Regions from separate parts of the Homo sapiens genome. Here region 1 is linked to region 2. A link is an interaction called in ENCODE POLR2A ChIA-PET data of the cell type or tissue named here. Cell type or tissue: Panc1. All regions are shown on one strand. Links, peaks and the distances in the headings refer to the core of each region. The heading gives the core; the rest is flanking DNA.

Region 1 (2,801 bases), core at 54-2,553, 210 kb before region 2:
TTGCTCCCACACTGCCAGCCTCACTGTCCTCTTTGCTGGTCCTCAAATAAGCCAGCTGCTCTCTTGCCTCAGGGCCTTTGTATTAGCTGTTCCCTCGGCTTGGAATGCTTTTCCCTCTTGTGTTCGCATGGCCCACTCCTTCATCTTCTTCAGGTTATTTTTTCTAAGAATCAACCTCCTAGTGAGGCCTGCTGTGAACACCCTACTAAAAATTCTACTCCCTCACTTTCCCGATCCACCTTGCCCTGCTCATTTATCCCATAAATGTGTTGCTTTATAACATTCTATGTCATCTACTTTGTTTGTTTGTTTATTGTCAGGAGGGCAGAGATTTTTTTTTTTTTTTGTCTGGCTCATTCATCTAGAATAGTTCTTGGCACATGATAGACACCCACTAAATAGGCATTGACTATTAAATGAATTAATCAGTAATGTTTTCCAGAACCTACTATGTGCAAAGTTCTGTCAGCCCCCAACACAATGATTATCTCATTAGGAGCTAATCCAAAACTAATCCATCTGGTCCACACTATGGTATAATATATGTTCTCTTTACTTGACCTTTGCCTTAGTGTCTGACATGACTATTAAAGCTGAGTTGGAATGAACTGAGTCTCACACTCAGGCTTTGCAGATGTCATTTCATTTCATCCCCATGATGATACTGTGAGATAGAGATCATGATTCTCACTTATTAGGTGATTAAACTGAGGCTTGGAGTTTAAAGGACCTGCCCAAAGTTCAGGGTCACCCAGCACTGGTTTCAAAGTGAAGTTATCCACCTATGCAGCTTGAGAATTGTTAACAAGTCATTACCTGAATGAAATAGGACAGTTACAGTCATAACACTGCATTGCAATGTTTTGGCTAAGGGACCATTTTTAATCCAATCTCTAGTTTTTGGATTATACATGAATTGTGAATAACACCTGTATCCCAGAAATTAAAGCTAGTGATGCTCATTGAGAACTGAGTATTTCTCCATAAGCGAATTGGCTTCAGATCAACCTAAGTGGTTTCCCAACTAACAGAACTCTATTCCAGCTTATAATTTTTACTCATGCTGCTACATGGGCTGGAAATGATTCTCACTTGAGGTTCATGCTTGAATCCCTAGAACCCTTTCCTATTAAAGTCCTGTCTAAAGTATCCCATTACAGTAAGGACGAAGGAGATCGTAAAGGGCCAACATGAATTCTCAAGGCTAATTTAATGACTTAATTTCCTTCAGTTACTCTGGGCTGAACTTCTCCTGTTCTACCCGCAAGCTTCCCAGAGTCCTCTGTGACCAGAATCGAAGCATAGTGTCTGAAAGTAGCCTGGCCACACAAGATGTGCAAAACACTGTAACCTCTTCACAGCCTCACTCCACTTTGTATTTGAGGGAAATGATTCTAGAAGCTGAAATAGACCAGAGTTCAACAGTCTGGGAAATTTGAAGAAGAAAAAAGGAAGAGAAAAAAAAAAAAAAAAAAAACCAAGCCCTGCATTTGCAGAGATGTGAAGAGAACCCAGCTCTCTGAAGTTGGAAGGAAGTGAGAAGACCCTATTTGTGGCTGCAGGAGAGGAAAAGAAAAGAGACCCGCAAGGAAACTACCAACAGATGGTAAATACATTTTTAATTCTTCTGTCATACTGTGTGGACTTGTGCACATTTGTCCTGCTGTGTTAGGCTCCCGAAATAGCTAGCCATGGAATTGCAGAACAGTTCTGCTGCAATTTGAGATTTAGGAAACCATGCTAGCTGACAAAACAGGAAGGGCTCATAGTAGGATGGAGTGGATTTGCTCCCAGTTTGCAGCTCCTCAATGTGGCATCTGCTGTCATTCTTAGTGCAGGAAAATTCTCTCACATGTCAGGTCTCATTGGTGATGTTTTGCAACATACTATCTCAAATTGCCCCCCGAGCCCTAGTTATAATTATTAAATGTTGACACTATGCATATAACTCCCAAAGATTAAAGAGAGTGAGGTCCATTGATTTATGAATCCTGAGTCCTCCAGGGAACATCACAAACACACATGGCAGCCCAGATCTCTTCACCTAGTCTTCCTCATACTTTTGGTATGAGGTTGCTCTACAAGAACCTAAAGAGGTAGGACACAAAAGCACATTCAGTTGACTCCACATCTGAGAAGTGACCAGTGATTGGTACCAGGAATGAGTTAGGTTCCCAACCCCAACACCATCTCTCAGTGCATCTGCAAAAAAAAACCACAAGTGTCAATTAATCTAACTGGATGCAGGATAATGAGGAGAGGGTGGCCTATTAATTATAGTGTGAAAATATAGCTATATAATGCCATTTTATTAGAACTGGAAAGATCCTTACAGAATCTAGTTCAATTATTTTTTTTTCATTTTATAGACAGGAATCTGGGCCAAAGAGTTGCAGGAAATTGGCAAAGATCATACAACTAGTCTGTGGCAAATTCAGTACTGGAACCTAAGACATCTCCCTCCCAGTCCTGTGTTTGTTCTCCTCTAGTCCTCATAGAAGGTGGACACTGCTGTGATGAGCAAAATCCAATTCTAGAAGATTTTGATCATGGCAGCCCGCACACTTGGGTTCTTATAAAGTGAGATGATGGCATTTCTGTCTGGTCTGTAGATGTTTGGGAAACTGGTTGATATTCTTTACAAGTAAGATTTCAAGCTAAAATAGATTTGTTAATTTCTGTCCTAACCCCCTGTGGATTGTTTCTAGATTATATAGCTACCACACTATTTGGCACAGCTGGGATCCTCTTTTCATGAAATAGCAGGGAAGATTGGTAGATAAGGATTAAAAAGCACTGGC
Region 2 (2,801 bases), core at 15-2,514:
GGATCCTTGTTAACAGGGCAATGAAATTCACACACTTAAACCAAAGGGCCTTATTTCTCTACGCAGACAGCAGTATATTTGATACAATTTTGAAATATGCATGTCAGGTCAATTCTCATTCTTCTATTTTTTAGTCCTTACTTTTTAAAATGCAAGCTTTAATAACTTAGGTAGAAATCTTTTACTGGAAAAATAGCTTTTCTTTTTCATGAAACTAAGTCTATACAAGGGAAGAGGACATGAGTGTTAGTTTAGCTATGTGGGAAATGTCCTTCCAATAACCCCTCCCCAAGAACTCCTTTGTATCTACCCCATAATGACACAAATGCTACTTGCATTGCTCTAAGAGATGTTGCTGTTGAGATTCTCACAGTTAGCAATGGAGGCTCCTGATCTGGTTGCATAGACAACCAGGAAATAAGTGACTTCAGGGCCTTGGAAATAAGTTATCGGGTCTATTGAGCCCAAGGATACAATGTTTCTGGGTCTCAATTCTTTCATCTCTAAAATTATTTCCCGCTTATTCTACGCATAACTCTCTTTATTCTCATTTATTCTACACACCATTGCCAGATTGATTTTCCTAACATTACCTCTGATCTCAGCTTTGCTCTGTTCAGCGGCCAGTCTTTACCCTTAGCCTGACATAGAAACATTTCATCCACAACTGAGACCTGCTGGTATAAAATGTCAGCCAATTGTTTAGCAATTTTCCTCTCAAATCCCCCTACTTATACTCTGCCCTTTAGCCAAAGTGGACTGTTTCTGTTCTCAGTGTATTTTTACACTGTTCTTTCCCCAATCTCAGTCTTGTAACTCTTTCAAGTCTCGTATAACCCATTTCAACTTTTGCCTCTTTAATCAAACATTTTTCGGGTCCTCCAAGGATGTGTGTGGTCCTCCCTCTTTAAATAGGTACCAAACTTTTTACTTCTCTTAACAAGGTCTGTATTACTCCTAGAAGTGTGTGTACTTATTTCAATCCCATCTTCTAGTTAACGGTAAGCTCCTCAAGGGCAGGCAACATGTCTTAACCTTATATTTGTGCCTATAGCCCAACCTCTACAGCACAGCATCTTCCCCAAAAAGGATATCTGTGGGAATAAACTGAATCTATATGTTTTCCATTTATTCATAAACAAGCGAAGGAGTGACAGATATTAGATAGGGCTATGCAAGTGAAGTATTGAATAAGAAGGACCATGGAGAACTGTTGTCTTTGTTCTCTTTAGAGAAGAAAGAATATCTCTCATCCAGTCCTTGTGCTAACCTGTTACTATCCCACACCATACCAGTGAGATCAAGAAACAACAAAAGAGAAAAAAGGGACTTCGAATTTCAACACCATGTCACCTACAGAGTGAAGGGACTTCACTTGTTCCCAGCAGCATCCTTAGAGAGTTAGTGAATAGTGGGAGAAATGCAGAGAGAGGAGTTTGGAAGGGGTGGGGTGGCTCCTAATCAAGAAAGTGGGGGCCGGGCAGGGGCTGGTAGCATGGGAATGAGAAGAGAAAAGAAAAAATGGGCCACACCAAAACACTGAACTGGGGAGGAAAGACCTTCCTGTGTGCAGCTGAGGGCTGCTGGAAACCTACGACACAGCTCTGCTCTTCTTATAACTTAACCTCTGTCCTCGTCTCCTTTTCCATGAGATTCCATGGAGGCAATGATAGTCAAAGCACTTGAAGATTCTTGAATTAAAAGGCACTATGTAAAGACAAAGCATTATTATTATTATTATTAATTAAAGGAACTTGTCATAGACAGAAACAGACACCGCAATGCATAATTTTTTAAAAAAATGAATACCATGCTGTCAAATTGGATACTGACTGGCTGTTAGATAATTTGGCAACCATAGCGGAGCAAATGTTCAGGAGAGGTGAGTATTTTTCCACTATTCCAGAAGGCTGGAAGCATAAACAGCAACAATTTTTGCATCAATCTTTCAGTCATGTCCATCAAATTAGGCTTTCAAGTTTAATGCTGAATAAAATACCCTAAACACAGCAGAGAGCAAGCCCAGACAGAACATCTTGAAAGTGGTAAAGCTGAAAGAGAGAGCGTGCACATTCCACGTGAATGTTTCAGCAGTGTCAGAAAATGCAGCACATTAAAAAAAATCAGTCAGTGGATGTCTTCAGTGCATTCCCTTTTCATAGTCCAAAGGGAATTTACGTTTTAACTGTGGGATGCACTGTCATAGCTGCTTAGGCAGAGTGGTTAGTATCAGAAGGGGGAAGAGCAGTTAGCCAAACACCCTGTGCTCTACGATAAACTGGGGCACTCCAAGAGCAGGGAAAACTTACACAATAGGTGCGTGCATCACGTAGCCCAGCTCTTCATGCCAACCATCAGCACAAGGCAACCTCAGCTGTGTTTGTCTGGATTTAGGACCAAGGGCATAGGTCGGGGGAGTGGAGGGTGGCGTGTAGCCACAAACTTGCCCACAAGCAAAGGGATTAGCTAATAATAGTTGTGTTTATACCAGGGAGGATTGAAGCCACAGCAGAAGGGAAACTAAAGACATTAAATTTTAGTGGAGCTAATTTTGGAAGAATGGGGAAAGTGCTGAGGGAAATGAAACAGGATAAAGCTGTTGAGGAGAAAGCCACGGAGGAAATAGAAAGTGTTCAGAGATAAATTAATGCATGACCAAAATCACTACAAGCTACCCAGTCATAAATATTCCAGCAGGGGGAAAGAAGGCCAAGGTGGATTAAAAGTGAGAATCAATGCTAAAAGAAACAGAAGTGCTGTATAATATGAATTTGTGGAAGTAGAAGAAATCAAGGATTGGC

The links. Peaks named below come from ENCODE experiments on the same cell type or tissue, not always from the same donor. Only the 100,000 strongest peaks of a DNase experiment are listed, where the experiment ranks them.
Region 1: POLR2A ChIA-PET joins it to region 2 with 10 read pairs; 2 of 35 experiments call an interaction of 5 or more read pairs at or near these places.

What each region holds. Positions count from the first base shown.
Region 1 is chr6:16,771,889-16,774,689 of GRCh38, forward strand. It overlaps LOC124901268 (a long non-coding RNA gene), which reads left to right. Exons shown (of 2, transcript XR_007059480.1): 1 at 1-1,606; 2 at 2,709-2,801. Among named protein-coding and RNA genes, the nearest start is that of ATXN1, 12 kb to the left of the region's middle. In Panc1, for the core only: no CTCF peak of the experiment used is centred there; no DNase peak of the experiment used is centred there; H3K27ac peaks cover 1,336 bases.
Region 2 is chr6:16,983,778-16,986,578 of GRCh38, forward strand. No RefSeq gene overlaps it. Among named protein-coding and RNA genes, the nearest start is that of STMND1, 120 kb to the right of the region's middle. In Panc1, for the core only: no CTCF peak of the experiment used is centred there; no DNase peak of the experiment used is centred there; H3K27me3 peaks cover 828 bases.